Regions from separate parts of the Homo sapiens genome. Here region 1 is linked to region 2. Evidence: read pairs that join two places in POLR2A ChIA-PET (ENCODE). Cell type or tissue: Caco-2. All regions are shown on one strand. Region 1 overlaps CD300E (CD300e molecule). Region 2 overlaps GRB2 (growth factor receptor bound protein 2).

Region 1 (8,000 bases), 770 kb after region 2:
GGACGAGGTGGGATGACCAGCTCCTCTCTGCTCCTGCCTCCAGCTTTGGTCTCCAGGTGCTGGGGCCCCTGTGCTGTGACTTGGTGTCCCTGCTCTCACAGGGGACAGGTTTCTGCTCTCACAGGGACTCTTTGGCTTAGGTCCTAAGCTCAAGTATTCCTCCAGGTTCCCCTCCCAGGAAACACCCAGGTCTCCCTGGCAATCTTCCCCTTAAGCTTCAGACAGACGGCTGCTGATGGGGCCATCTGGATGGAGACTTGGGACTCGGGCTTGTGTTTTCCAGGCTGTTTGTCTCTGAAGGGCCCCGGCTCTGTGACTGGCACTGCGGGGGACTCTCTGACAGTGTGGTGTCAGTATGAGAGCATGTACAAGGGATATAACAAGTACTGGTGCCGAGGACAGTACGACACGTCATGTGAGAGCATTGTGGAGACCAAGGGAGAAGAGAAGGTGGAGAGGAATGGCCGCGTGTCCATCAGAGACCACCCGGAGGCTCTCGCCTTCACTGTGACCATGCAGAACCTCAATGAAGATGATGCTGGATCTTACTGGTGCAAAATTCAGACAGTGTGGGTCCTGGATTCATGGTCACGCGATCCCTCGGACCTGGTTAGGGTGTATGTTTCCCCAGGTAAGAGCTCCCCTCACTTTGGCAGCAGGGTTTGGGGTGCGACTGGACAAGGGAACAAGGGTGGGCGGCACACTGAAGTGTGCGTCCAAGTCTTGTCTTGTCCTCAGTCACAGTGGTGTTGGGAGGAGCCTATGGCATGGGCATGGAGAGAGGCGGCTGATCCTTCAGCCTTGGGTGGGCTGGGGGGTGCACAGCTCAGGCGCCATCACTCCCATAGGGCCTGGGCCTCACCCCATTATCCAGCGTGGAGGAGGCCCCTTCATGCTGAGCCAAAGCTGTTTCCACCGTGCCCTTTGGGAAGCCTGTACCAAAGAAGAAACACTCCTGTACATTTGCAGCCTCCTCACAGAACATCCCCCTACCATGTTGTTTTGAAATATGTCTTGCTTGGGAAGACCTTCCTGTTTAGTAGCTTCTTGAGTGGAAGCTACTCTTTCTCTTACTCCCCCTATGCTAGAGGGCCATGGAGCCGTGTCCCAATTCTTCCTGCCCACATCACAACTTCCGCCCTATGACTTTCCACCTGCTTCCTTTAAATGCTGTGCCAGATGGCCATGCCCACCCTCTACCTGTGCTTGACAAGGCCGACCATCAGCTTCCAGGCTGCTCCCCCTCATTCAACGGAGTCCTGCCAGTGCCTCCACTCCAACCTCTGCCATTATCTTGGCAGGCTTTAATGAATAACTTGGCAATCTTGCCTTGGGTTCCTTGACATTCTCAACCTTGGTGTCCTTTATTTTCTACTCTCTTCAGAATTGCACCCCATGGAAACACCTCAGAGCTTGTCATCACCCGACCTGGTCGCTGCCCAGAGTCTTAAACTCAGACATTCTATTTTCTGACAACTTTTCATCAATCAGCTCTCCCCCATCCTCATGCCATTGTCCCTATTCTCAACCTCACAGTGACCTTCTGTCTTCTGATCCCTCCATTTCCGCCAATTTATTGCCCCCATCACTCCCGTTCTGACCTCACTTCCTTCCTAGACCACTTTGAGCCCCTGCAATAGATCACATTTTCTTTTTTCTTTTATTGAGACATGGTCTCACTCTGTTGCCCAGGCTGGAGTGCCGTGGAGCGATCTCGGCTTACTGCAACCTCCGCCTCCTGGGCTCGTGATCCTCCCACCTCAGCCCCCTGAGTAGCTGGTACTTCAGGTGTGCACTACCATGCCTGGCTAATTTTGTATTTTTTAGTAGAGACAGCATCTTCCCGCGTTGCCCAGACAGGTCTCAAACTCCTGACCTCAAGTCATCCACCCGCTTTGGCCTCCCAAGGTGCTGGGACTATAGGAGTGAGACACCATGCCCAGCCTGACATTTTCTTCTCTTAGCAGCACTCATAACTCCCATATTCCATTTCCTTATCTACCTGACAAAACCCTCATCCCTGGATCAATCCTAAAATAAAGGTCACTAATCATCCCAGTTTGCCCAGGACTAAGGGGTTTCCCAAATGTGGGATTTTCAGTGCTAAGGCTAGAAAAGTCCTGGGAAAGTTGGTCGCCCTGTCTAAAATCCACCTGCTCTAGCGCTGCTGGGGAAAAAAAGTGAGAAAATGGTGCCTGTGGCTGCCAGTAGAAGTTAAGAGTTTCCAACATTACTCTCCCATACATCTACCTTCCTGAGAACACACAGGACATCAGTTTCTTTCCTTCTCCACTTGCAAACTTTCATGCAATCTACACTCATTCTTCCCCTTTCCCTTTCGGGTTGAGGACAGGCTTCCCCATCCTGCCCAAGGGTGATCCTCCTGGGGCTGGCTCCTTGTCCTGTGGTTTTCTGCCTCCCCATCCCTCTTGAACCAAATTCCCCTGCCCCCTGCCCCTTAGCTATCCACACCATCTCCTGTCCTCAGACTCACACTCTATCATGTCTCTCACTTCCCAAAAGCATCCCATGGTCCGGCATTCGCCTCTGCTAGGTGCCGCCCATGTTTTCCTCACTGCTGGCCTGGGGGTGGATTAGGCTTCTCCCCTGTGCTCCCATTGCACCTGCTGGGGCTCCTTCCCAGGGCTGCTTCCAGCGGAAGTGAGTCCGTCTGTTTATGTGTCTCTGCCCCTCCAACGGGGTGGGGCTCATGCCACGTCCATCAACGAATCTCCAGCAACAGAGAGGTTGAACGCGGCTTATCGGATCACACTGAGCCTGTGTCGGGCACCGGTGAAGGGCTGAGCCTCCAGGACAACTGCTTTAGGGAGATCATGAGCTGGGAGTCCAGTGGCAATGAGGGAGTAGACTATGTCAATAGTCTGGTGGTCACCTGAAGTCCTTAGGAGGAGCCGAGTGTCAACCTATCCCCTCCCTAGGGGTGGCCTACAGTGGCCTTTCCACATGGGCCGGGCGCGGTGGCTCACGCCTGTAATCCCAGCACTTTGGGAGGCCAAGGAGGGCAGATCACCTGAGGCCAGGAGTTCGAGACCAGCCTGATCAACATGGAGAAACCCCATCTCAACTAAAAATACAAAATTAGCCAAACGTGGTGGCATATGCCTGTAATCCCAGCTACTTGGGTGGCTGAGGCAGGAGAATCGCTTGAACCCGGGAGGTGGAGGTTGTGGTGAGCTGAGATTGTGCCATTGCACTCCAACCAACCTGGGCAACAAGAGTGAAACTCCATCTCAAAAAAAAAAAAAAAAAAAAGAGTGTCCACATGAAGGGTGCTCAGAGCCCCCTCTCATGGTCTCTACGAGGCTTCTTGGGCCACAGGCTGAGCCATCTTCCTTTAGACTCCTCCTTCCCCTCCTCCTCCTGGAACTCCACATCTGGCTGCGGAAGCCCAGAGAGACCCCTGCCCTCACCCCAGGCAGAGTGGGATGAGGGCAGAGTGGGCAGAGTGGTAAGAGTCTTTCTCTGAGATGCAGAGAAAGACCTGGCACTTATTGGAGGGGACTCTCATGGCTGGTTCTGGTAAGGGCTCTTTTTGTCCCTGAGGGGTTTCACCCAGGAGGTGCCCTGGATCTGGCTTCAGAAGATCTTTCCAGCCTCTTCTGTGAGTGGGTGATTCTGTATGACATCCATACGGGTGTTCTGTGCATGGCTGGGAGCCCAGGCACGGCTGATGCATCATTTTCATCTCCAACAGCAATTACAACCCCAAGGAGGACCACACATCCAGCCACACCTCCCATCTTCCTGGTGGTGAACCCTGGGCGAAACCTCAGCACCGGGGAGGTGTTGACCCAAAATTCAGGGTAAGCACGCAGGGCCTGGAGGCCATGGAGGGAGCAACCCTGGGGTGGAAGCTGGGGGGTGGGGGTGGCGCACCGTGACCTGAGATCGTCACTGTCTGCTGTTTCTCTCCATCTCTGGTCCTGATTCTCATACTCTCTGAGGCTGCATGTGGATGCTGAGTGGGAAATATCACTTGTGCTGTGAACGCCTTTCCCTATGGGGCAGCTACTGGGACTCAGGTCGAAGGTTGAGTTCAGGTGGACGTGCAGCCCCTCCTCCCTTCCCCACTCCTTCCTGTCTCCTTCCCCATCCAGCTCCGGACTTGGGGTCCCAGTTCTGTGGCCCTTTTCAAAGGTCTTTGCTCAGCTGGGGATTTTGCCACCAGGAGCTGTCTGTGGGGTCTGTGGGGAGATGGGCCAGCTCCAGGCTGGGGTTTGAATCAGTTCTCTCTCCTCTCCCAAAGATATCCAGAAAGGGCTGTGATATTGCTGCTAGACCCTGAGGGGAGGGAACAAGGAGCTGGAGTGGAACAGTGAGAGTGGTGGCCGGGTGTGGTGGCTCACGCCTGCAATCCCAACAGTTTGGGAGGCCGAGGCGGTGGATCACTTGAGTCCAGGAGATTGAGACCAGCCTGGGCAACATGGTGAAACCCTGTCTCTACTACGAAATACAAAATTAGCCAGGTGTGGTGGTGCGCCTGTAGTCCCAGCTACTCAGGAGGCTGAGGTGGGAGAATCACTTGAGCCCAGGAAGTCAAGGCTGCAGTGAGCCATGATTGCACCACTGCACTCCAGCCTGGGTGACAGAGTGAGACTCTGTCTCAGAAAATAAAAAAAGCGAGAGTGGGGACTGGTTTTAAGAAGTCAGTTGATAAAGTGGAGGCTGTGAGTGGGACAGGGACAGAGAGGGTGCTGTGGAGCGCACTCCTGGAAGTGGGTCCCTCTTCTGTCTTCACTCCATCACCTCTCCTTGATGAGACCCCCCGGGCAGTCCTTGATGGAGGGAGAAGGAGGGATGGGGGCCACAGAAGGGGCTGCCCTGGCATAGGTCCTTTCCCTGGCTGCTCCTGGGTTATTTGGGCTCCAGAGTCAGAGCATGGGGAGAGGTGGGGAGAGAAGGGTCCTGGGGGTTCTCCCGGGGAAGTGACTCATTTTCACCGTGTCCACCACAGGTTCCGGCTCAGCAGCCCTCACTTCCTGCTCGTGGTCCTTCTGAAGCTGCCCCTGCTCCTGAGCATGCTGGGTGCTGTCTTCTGGGTGAACAGGCCTCAGTGGGCTCCTCCTGGAAGATAGAGCCAGGCTGACCCGAAGCCCTGCAGAGCCCCATCCCCAGGAGTGCCCCGTGCAGGGAGTCAACCTTTCAGACTGGATGCGAGAGACCTGTGGACTCTGGAGGGATTTATTGTTCCTGTGCCTCAAAGGAGGGTCCTGGCTCTTAGAGGACACTCCTCTGGAGTCCTCAATGTGCAGCTTGGGGGTCCTCCTTTCTCCTCCCCAGTCCCCTGCCTCCCTGCCCTCATGCCCACTTCCCAAGGGCAAGAATTCCCTGGAAGTTGGCCGGGCACCATAGCGAGTGCCTATAATCCCAGCTCAGGAGGCTGAGGCAGGAGGATCGGCTGAACGTAAGAGTTCCAGGCCAGCCTGGGCAACATAGAGAGCCCTGTCTCAGAGAGAGAGAGAGAGAGAGAGAGAGAGAGACAGAGAGAGAGAGAGAGAGAGAGCGAGAGAGAGAGAGAGAGAGAGAAAAGGACGGAGGAAGGGAGGGAAAAAATTTTCTGGAGGAGCCTGGCCCTTCATTCTTCTTGGCACAAATGCTTCTCAGGCCAGTTTCCCCCAGGGCAATAACTACCTCCTTCCTGCAGACAGGAGTCTCCCTGAGGACACACCCCTCACAGCCCCAGCCTTTAGGCTCACAGAGCTCCATCTCTTCTCTGGGACAACCCCAAGGGAGCTTGGTCCCGGCAGAGCTTGCTCATGCAGTTGCCCAGTGTCCCACATGCTCAGGGCTCCTCTCGTCTTCTGACGCCCCTTGGGTCTCCCTGGCTTTAAGGCCCCTTCTCTCCCTGTAACCAGGCAGTGTGTGGCTGGGCTCAGAACATCTCTGCCTGGGTGGGCCGTGGATGAGCTGCTCCAGGTTAAAGTTCTGGGGCGAGTTGAAACAGTAAAGGGAGAAGGAGCTGGTGGGTGCCCCTGATATCACTCCTGGAATTCCCCCACCTGGAGGTGTCCAATGCACAAGGTCAACAGAGTCAGTTCTGTCCACTTTAGAAGTCTGGCTGAGACCACCTGTTAGCAATTAACCTTTTCCACAGGCAGAGCAGATATCGTTTTTCAAAGACAGGATGGAGGGCACAGAGGTGAAGGATACTTGTCCACACTTGAAGTGCACAGTGCTATCACCACTACTGGTGACCCCTGGCTCGGGAATGAGCTCAGTTGGTTTTCTGAATGTTTGTCAATTACTCTGTTTCCCTAAAGTTTGTGGGGAGGACTCCCACAGTCTGCCACAAGCAAGCATCACCATCTCCACTTGCTACCTACATCTGGACCAGTGCTCCCCCTCTGCCCCCAGGCCTGAGCTCATCCTGAGCTAGTGATGCCAGTGTCCAGAGCACATGGAGTGACCCTCTGAGTGCCGAGTGCTTAGGCAGAGCTGCCGTGCTCTGAACTTGAGCTCTGGTGGGGCTCCCAGCTCCATCATGCATGGTGACTAGGGGAAAGATGGGGCTGGCCCAGGACTCATGCTGAAAGAGAAATTCAATCTAACAAGGCCCATATTAATTATATTAACCCGGGAAATATGATGATGAGCAAGAAAGGAGCTTATGATTCATTTTATGAGAAGGATAAGCTCCCAAGTCATTACAGCATAGGAAGAACTCTAGAGCCACAAGAGATGCTTCCTGATGTCAGGGGGTTGGTGAGGAGAATATCATGCCAAGCTGGCCAGGTCAGGGAAAGAAGGTGACATTCATGTTGATGTTGAAGGAGGTATAGGATTTCAGCGGAGCAGGGATGGAGCAACAGGGAGAGAGAGAGGACAGAGAAACAGCATAAGTGAAAGCAGAGAGGCGGGAAATAATCTTCATAACAATAGTCACTTATAGAAGACCTATCAGCAAATGGACTGTACTGTTCACATACAGATGCTCATGGTAGGATGTGTCTAAGATTCCAATGGAGTGAAATTTTCCTGTGGCAGGCCAGATGGAACTAATCTAGAAGAACTCAGGTGGTGGCAGGTTCAGGAGGCTTAGGACTCAACTCTTACTTAAACTTTGATTAGCTATGGTGGGATGGATTTGAGCAGAACAAGATGGGATTGCAGATGTGCTTTAGGAGGACTTGCCTAGCAGATGTAGCAAAGTCTGAAAGGAAGAATCTGGGAGTCCGGAGTCTTAAGCCTGGAAAACCAGAGGAATCGGGCATCATTGACAGAAGTAGGAAAGTCAAGAGCAGGCTTGGATGATGCAGAGCTTAGTTTTCTGTGTGTTTGGAATCATCAGGCAGAGAGGTCTAGCAGATAGCTAGAGATGTGGGTTAGCAGAGTGTTGAGGGCTGGAGAGGAATGTGTGTAGAGAGATTAACTGGAACCCAGCAAGAAGTGAAAACATGGAGGGAAGAGTTCAGAACCAAGGACAGAGCCCTCGGGGCACCTGCATTTAAAGACAAAGGGTAGGAGGAAGACATTGATCAAGGTGCTGGAGCAGAATCAAACAGGTGGAAGATGAGAAGTCAAGAGCCATGAATGTTTCAAGGAGGAGAGCAGAGCTAGAGAGGTGGAGGAGGACCGGGATTGAGAGGAGGCTATTGAACTTATCATTCACAAGGTCACTAATGAAGTTCAGAAGAGCAGATCAACAGAGCAATGACAGCAGAAGCCAGAAGAGAAGAGTTAAGAAAGAGTAGACAGATGGCAGACAGCAGGTGCAGGAGAAACAAACAGTGGCTTCTCCATGCTTTGAATTTTCCCTTCTCCCTTACTCCCTTTTTTTCCCCTATTCTTCCTTTCTTTTTTCCCTTTATTTACTCATTCATTCAATAAACTTTTATTGTGTGTCTATGGTGCATTGTTCTGGGCATTACAGATAAGGACTTAAACTATGCAGAGTCCCTACTCCTTTAGAAGGGAAGTCTAAGATGTAGACTAACAATAGCGATGCGGTGTGTTAGAATTTGTGTCAGGGTTCTGCACAG
Region 2 (8,000 bases):
ATTACAGGTGTGAGCCACCATGCCCAGCCTACTAAATTATAGATCATTTCTAATCTTGAATGCTGAAATATTGACTTTTTTTTTTTTTTTTTAAGACAGAGTCTCCCCCTGTCACCAAGGCTGGAATGCAGAGGTGCCATCATAGCTCACTGCAACCTCTGCCTCCCAGGCTCAAACGATCCTCCCACCTCAGCCTATAGCTGGGACTACAGGCACGTGCTACCACACCCTGCTAATTTTTGTACTTTTAGTAGAGGTGAGTTTCACCATGTTGGCCAGGTTAGTCTCGAACTCCTGGCCTCAAAATATCTACCCACCTTGGCTAGGATTACAGGCTTGAGCCACCGTCCTGGGCAAGATTGGCACTCTTTTTTTTTTTGAGATGGAGTCTCGCTCTGTCCCTCAGGCTGGATGGAGTGCAGTGGTGGGATCTCAGCTCACTGCAAGCTCCGCCTCCTGGGTTCATGCCATTCTCCTACCTCAGCCTCCCGATTAGTTGGGACTACAGGCACCCGCCACCACACCCAGCTAATTTTTGTGTGTGTGTGTTTTTAGTTAGCCAGGATGGTCTCTATCCTCTGACCTCGTGATCTGCCCCTCTCAGCCTCCCAAAGTGCTGGGGTTACAGGCGTGAGCCACCGCGCCTGGCCAAGATCGGCATTCTTAACCCCATTTTATGGGTGCAGAAACAGGCTCAAAGCTTAAGAAACTTGCTCAGATTCACACATCTAGCAAGTGACAGAGGTGAAGTTTGATCTTAGGTCTTGCTGTGGTGTACTGGGTGTACCCATCACAATACATGGATACCCCTCTTAACTGTCCAGGTATGAGTAGACCAGAAATGTTAGGGTATCAGTAGTCTTGCTTTGTTCAGCTGCCTGGCATTGCTTCCATGAGTGATTTATTGGACTTCCTGTCTAGAGTAAGTTTGTCATTTTGTATGTCAGATTACCAAAGATAACAAAGATTGACCCCATCCTTTGCTGGCTACAGTGTGAAGAAATGGTTACCACTTTCCCATGTCTCTGGAGATTTTTACCAATATTGTCTTTCTCACTGGTGGCTTGGTAATAGGTATCAGAACATAAAATGATCCAGCAAGTAACATTTTAAGAATTTGTTCTAAGGCCAAGCGCAGTGGCTCATGCCTATAATCCCAGCACTTTGGGAGGCCAAAGCGGGTAGATCACTTGAGGTCAGAGTTTGCGACCAGCCCGGCCAACATGGTGAAATCCCGTTTCTACTAAAAATACACAAATTAGCTGGGCGTGGTGGTGTGTGCCTCTAGTCCCAGCTACTCAGGAGGCTGAGGCATGAGAATCGCTTGAACTCGGGAGGCAGAGGTTGCAGTGAGCCGAGATCATGCCACTGCACTCCAGCCTGGGCGACAGAGTGAGACTCCGTCTCCAAAAAAAAAAAGAATTTATTCTAAGAAACTCATAAACAAGTTTTTTAAAGATGTAGACATAAGGATGTTTATTTCAATTATGTATATACCACCTAGAAAAATTTTTTTCTGCCAATACTGTCAATTGTAAGATGCATTTTAGAGATGTTAAAACACATAAAAGTGGCATGCACCTTCCAGTTCATGAAATTGCCATACAAGCCAAAAAGCAAAACCAATTAGTGGGGTTTACAGAGGTAGATTATGGCACCTATTAAGTGGCAATGAAGGTGTTAACGTTGATCTGTATCAACACAGAATAATGCCTACACTTGCACAGAGAAACGTTTAAATGGATCCTGTTTTAATAAGTAATAATATAACTAACATATTAAATACTTAGCATGCCTTTGCTCTAAGCTAAGTATTCAACTTCCCTTCTCTTTTAATCTCACGCAAATCTTGTAAAGGCAGATGCTGTTATCCCCATTTTACTGACAAAAAATCTGAGGCTTAATTTGCCCAAATTCACAAGTTAGGATTCAGATCCAATCTGGTTTAGTCCTGATTTTATGTTCTTTTGTTCTTTTCCCTTTTTTTATTTTTATTTTTTATTTTCGAGATGGAGTTTCACTCTTGTTGCTCAGGCTGGAGTGCAATGGCACAATCTCAGCTCACTGCAACCTCCACTTCCGTGGTTCAAGTGATTCTCCTGCCTCAGCCTCCTGAGTAGCTGGGATTACAAGCATCTACCACCATGCCCAGCTAATTTTTGTATTTTTAGTAGAGACAGTGTTTCACCATGTTGGCCGGGCTGGTCTCAAAATCCTGAACGCAGGTAATATGCCTGCCTCAGCCTCCCAAAGTGTTGGGATTATAGAAGTGAGCCACCACGGTCAGCCTTATTTTCATTTTTGAAACAGGGTCTTGCTCTGTCACCCAGGCTGGGATGCGGTGGCATGATCTTGACTCATTGCAACCTTGACCTCTCAGTCTCAAGGAATCCTCCTACTTCAGCCTCCTGAATAGGTGGGACTACAGCTGTGCACTACCACACCTGGATAATTTAAGGGTTTTTTTGTTTGTTTGTTTGTTTGCTTTTTTTTTTTTTTTTTTTTTTTTTTTTTGGTAGAGCCAGGAGGTCTCACTGTTGCCCACGCTGGTCTCGAACTCCTGGGCTCAAGCGATCCGCCTGCCTCCCAAAGTGCTGGGATTACCGACATGAGCTACCGCGCCCGGCCTCTGTAAATAAAGCCTTTCTATACACAAATGAGGTCAAACTAGAGAGAGAGGCCATTTAGGAAAAATTGCTGTCTTTTCCTCTTTTTTTATCATATACATAGATCTCTTTCTGAATGGTCTCCCAAGGAGTAATTGTTGTCTCCAAGTAACTGAATTTCAGGTGACTTTTACTCTTCATACTCTTGAATTAGTTACCATATGTATCAGTTTTATTATTTATTTTATTTTATGTTATGTTATGTTATTTTGAGACAAGAGTCTCTGTTGCCCAGGCTGGAGTACAGTGGTGTGATCTCACCTCACTGCAACCTCCACCTCCCGGGTTCAAGCGATTCTCCTGCCTTAGCCTCTTGAGTAGCTGGGATTATAGGCATGTGCCACCACGCCCGGCTTATTTTTTGTATTTTTAGTAGAGACAGGGTTTCACCATGTCGGCCAGGCTGGTCTCAAACTCCCGACCTCAGGCGATCCACCCGCCTTGGCCTCCCAAAGTGCTGGGATTACAGGGGTGAGCCACCATGCCCAGCTATCAGTTTTATTAAAAGAAAAAAGTTACATTCAGATAGTAAGCAGTTTACATTCTGCATCTAGTTTACCTTGAAGGATATTCTAGGAAGGTGAAGTGCTCTGCTGAGGAGTGGTTTTGTTTCTTAAGCGTTGAGATTTAACCTGATTTTAAATCTTAGGCTGAAGTTCACTGTGACTGTGCTCAGGATCATAAAACTTTGAGACATTTGAAAAACTGACCCAAAATGACTTTTTGAGGAAAACCTTCGTCCTTTTGGCAGCTACTCCCTTAATTTTACCTCCTTCTGGATGTGGAATGAGAGACATCTGAAGTATTGTAAAGAATACTGGCTCTAGGCGAGACCTGCCTGCTTGGAATCCTAGCTCTGTCACAGACAGATCGGGCATTGCGATCTTGGGCAATTTACGGGATGGCTTTGTGTTTTGGTTCTGACATCTGTAAAATGGGAACAATAGTTTCCTACCTTCCTGGGGTCATAGTGAAGACTAAAAGAGCCAATATGTTGGTGTTTTTTGTTGTTGTTGTTTTCTTTTTGGGAAGGAGTCTCGCTCTGTCACCCAGGCTGTAGTGCAGTGTAGTGTAGTGGTGCTGTCTTGGCTGACTGCAACCTCTGCCTCCTGGGTTCAAGCGAATCTTCTGCCTCAGCCTCTTGAGTAGCTGGGACTACAGGAGCGTGCCACCACACCCAGCTAATTTTTGTATTTTTAGTAGAGACGGGCTTTCACCATATTGGCCGGGCTGGTCTCGAACTCCTGACCTTGTGATCCGCCTGCCTCAGCCTCCCAAAATGCTGGGATTACAGGCGTGAGCCACCCGCCCAGCCTATGTTGGTGTTTTTAAAGCAGTAACTAGCATAAAGTAGACAGTAATTGCTAGCTTTTAGTTTTATTAATGCTATTCAGTACACAGCATTGATAAGAGGTGATTAGTCCAGATCCCGGGTTCAGGAAACTATTGAGTCACATGACTCTACGCATAAAAGTGGCCAAAGGTTATCTGCTGTTACCTCAGACTCAGAACTGTTCCAGCCCTGTCCCAGAGCTCAGCTGAAAGCACAGTATTGATGGAGAGTTTTTCTCCATTCTTACACATCTATAGCAAATAGATGGATACCTATGCTGTGTCCTACTGGGGGCCTCTTTTGTAAGTTTCTGTAGTTTACCGAAGCTTTGGGATTGTGCAATTGGCTAACAGTAAGGAATGTTTGAAAAAACAGCCTTGGGAAAAACTCATAGTATTTACTTTAAGGATATTAAGGTCGATTTCAGTATCTCTAACTGCCCTCAGTGAGAAGCCATGGGTAAACATTCTCTCTAGTCTCAATAATGAGAATAGGCGTGTTTTTCCCAAACAACTTTTAAAAATCTTAAGGATGCCGGCTGGGCGCAGTGGCTCACGCCTGTAATCCCAGCACTTTGGGAGGCCGAGGCAGGCGGATCACGAGGTCAGGAGATCGAGACCATCCTGGCTAACATGGTGATAACCCCGTCTCTACTAAAAATACAAAAAATTAGCTGGGCGTGGTGGCAGGCGCCTGTAGTCCCAGCTACTCAGGAGGCTGAGGCAGGAGAATGGCGTGAACCCGGAAGGCTGAGCTTGCAGTGATCCCAGATAGTGCCACCGCACTCTAGCCTGGGCAACAGCACAAGACTCCGTCTAAAATAAATAAATAAATAAATAAAAATCTTAGGATGCCATAGATAATGCTTAGTATTTCCTTCTTTACTAGAAAGTTTAGCCCACCTTGGTCTGGTTTCTAGCAGTAGTTCTTTTACTTTCTGTCCTAACATTTTTATCAAAAGAACTACATATTGAGTATCCCTAATCCAAAGATCTGAAATCTGAAACTTTTTTGAGCGCCAGCATGGCACTCAAAGGAAGTGCCTGTTGGAGCATTTTGGATTTTGAGATTTAGGGATGCTGAACCTATATAAATGCAAATATTCCAAAATCCAGAAACCTTGAAATGCCTCTGGTCGCTTATTCAGTTAAGGGATATACAACCTGTATTAATTATTAGCAGTAACATAGTGAAAGTTTTTTTCTTCGTTTTAACAGTGGCTTTTATTTTCAACTAATTTATTCTTTAGTTTAATAGTGGACTTTTTATTCCTTTTTTTTTGAGACAAGGTCTCGATACATTACCCAGGACTTTTTTTTTTTGGAGACGGAGTCTTGCTCTGTCATCAGGCTGGAGTACAGTGGCGCGATCTCGGCTCACCACAACCTCTGCCTCCCGAGTTCAAGTGATTTTTCTGCCTCAGCCTTCCAAATAGCTGGGACTACAGGCACGTGCCTCCACGCCCAGCTTATTTTTATATTTTTAGTAGAGACGAGGTTTCACCATGTTGGCCAGGGTGATCTCGATCTCTTGACCCTGTGATCCACCCGCCTCAGCCTCCCAAAGTGCTGGGATTACAGGAACCCAGGACTTTTAAAATCTAGGTTTAACAAAATGGCAAAAGCCCTTGGTAACATTTTTCTTTTGAAAAATGCAAGAGCTTTTAGTTTAGTTATAAAGTGAGAAAAAATGTATTTTGGACCCTGAAACTGTAGGATTCACTGAGAACAAGAAAGGGGTATGTGTTTTTGGGAAGTGTTGATCATTTCATGTCATTATTTCATATATCTTTATTTTCTTTTTTTTTTTCTTTTTTTTTTTTTTGAGACGGAGTCTTGCACCATCACCCAGGCTGGAGTGCAGTGGCGTGATCTCAGCTCATTGCAACCTCTGCCTCCCGGGTTCAAGCAATTCTCCTGCCTCAGCCTCCTGAGTAGCTGGGATTACAGGTGCCCGCCACCATGCCTGGCTAATTTTTTTTTTATTTTTAGTAGAGACGAGGGTTTCACTATGTTGGCCAGGCTGGTCTCGAACTCCTGACCTCATGATCTGCCCGCCTCAGCCTCTCAAAGTGCTGGGATGAGCCACTGTACCCAGCCGTATCTTTATTTTCATACATAACTATGAAAAGGAGTTTGAAAAGGAATGCTGGGGAAAAAGAATAGATTATTTTATTAGCAGTATTTCCACTTCACTGTAACATTTAAATTACTTTAGCTTACATTAATAGATAGGAAAGTCAATAAGTCCCTCTATTCCAGTATTTTTACTATTTCAGATCTCTCTTAAGCATTGTCATTATGTATACATTTTTATAATCCTGTAATTGTAGTGAATTTAAAATGTTACCATTTTCCATATTAGTTTTACTAATTATTTTCAGTGGTTGTATAACATATCAAGTTAATGTTCTGTAATTGACTTAATTATTTCCCTATTGCTGTATATTTCACTTGTTTCTGTTAATAATTTAGTTCGTAATCTCAAGGGAGGTTTTGATATATGTATTGTCCTATTGTCTGAATGGCTGAACAAATGGTTACCTACTTAAGATGACCTTAAGTGAGAATGGCCCATAATCCCTAACCAGAATACATAATAATAGCACAGCTAATGTTTGCTTCATTCTCTAGTCTCCTTTAACAATAGAACATTATTTCAAAGTTTGACAGTGTTTTATAGGACTATGTTAACCAGATTTCTGAGATGATTAAACATCCTTCCCTCAGCATGTAAGATGCTTGACACAGTTTTTCCGCCGCACATTTTATTTTGTGCTATTTTTTAAGTGGTTAATTTCCTTTTTTTATAGCTTTGTCAGGTTAAATTAATAAGTGATTATGATAGAGAAATATGGCATGTATTCATAATTTAATTTGTCTTTGAGCTAAATGAATATTTTCTAGAGGAAGACCATCCATCTTAACTCATGCTTGGAACAAGATGGGAAGACAGACAAACCAGTCTTTGTTTAGTTTATGCTGCAAATGTTTAGCTTTAAGCCAGGAGGCTCTGCTGAGAGCTTTTGAGAAACAAGTATTGTAACTTAATGAAACATCCTTACTCACATATACTGCAATATAAAGAAAAAAGAAGAGTGTGATGTTGGGTAACAGTTGGTTTTCTCTGGATGTAGGGATTATGGAGAACTTTAACTTTCTATATGGTGCATTTCTATAATAGTTTTTTTTTTTTTTTACTACAAGCTATTAGTTTTGTAATCAGAAAAAGCAGTAAAAAACAAAAACACTACAGTAGTTTTCCAGATGTCAGTTTGCAGGTCAACAAATATTTTAGGGCCGTCTTGCTGTCTAATAAGGAAAGAAAAAATCACTGTGCACAGCTTCATGGAGCAAATTTGTTTCCTATTAAAACTCTTCTTGGTGTAGGCAGTACATCATCTTCCACCTGTATAAGGCTATTACATAGAAATTTTGTAGAATCTAATAAGATAAACTAGAAACATGACATGTTCAGCTGTTTTCTCTACGAATAAACAAATTGGCGCTAAAACTGGTCTTGCTATCTAGATTTCTAGTTATATCTCAGTTATCTTTTCCCCACATGGGATGTGAAAGTAATGTTATATGCTTTCTTATGTACGTACTTTTGACTTAGGTCAGTCTCCACACTGCATTAAAATTACTAATGAGACAAATTGCAGTTTTCCAGAGGTTCATGTTTCCATTTCTCCTTCCTTGGCTTTCCTGCATTTTTAGCTCCAGTCAAAATTCTATTTATTATGTATCAACTTTTATAAAATGCTTGGCTTTGAAAAGTATAATTAAAAGACAAAGATCTGAAATTAATAGTGGGTTTTTAGCTATCTATCATGCATTAAGAAATCAAGTGACCAGGTGTGGTGGCCTGTAATCCTAGCACTTTGGGAGGCTGAAGTGGGAGGACCACTTGAGCTCAGGAGTTCAAGACCAGCCTGGGCAACATAGCAAGACCCTGTCTCTACTAAAAATAAAAAAAATTAACCAGGTGTGGTGGTGCAT

The links. ChIA-PET counts read pairs that join two places held together with the same protein. Peaks named below come from ENCODE experiments on the same cell type or tissue, not always from the same donor. Only the 100,000 strongest peaks of a DNase experiment are listed, where the experiment ranks them.
Region 1: POLR2A ChIA-PET joins it to region 2 with 5 read pairs; 2 of 35 experiments call an interaction of 5 or more read pairs at or near these places.

What each region holds. Positions count from the first base shown.
Region 1 is chr17:74,609,749-74,617,748 of GRCh38, reverse strand. It overlaps CD300E (CD300e molecule), which reads left to right. Exons shown (of 4, transcript NM_181449.3): 2 at 284-631; 3 at 3,716-3,824; 4 at 4,976-7,864. The coding sequence ends at 5,096. All of the region lies in intron 3 of LOC101928343 (a long non-coding RNA gene), which reads right to left. Among named protein-coding and RNA genes, the nearest start is that of CD300E, 10 kb to the left of the region's middle. In Caco-2, no CTCF peak of the experiment used is centred here; no DNase peak of the experiment used is centred here.
Region 2 is chr17:75,379,544-75,387,543 of GRCh38, reverse strand. The region is part of intron 2 of GRB2 (growth factor receptor bound protein 2); the gene reads left to right. Among named protein-coding and RNA genes, the nearest start is that of GRB2, 22 kb to the left of the region's middle. RefSeq lists a silencer at 2,609-2,809 and an enhancer at 6,309-7,155. In Caco-2, no CTCF peak of the experiment used is centred here; a DNase peak (open chromatin) is centred at 4,193.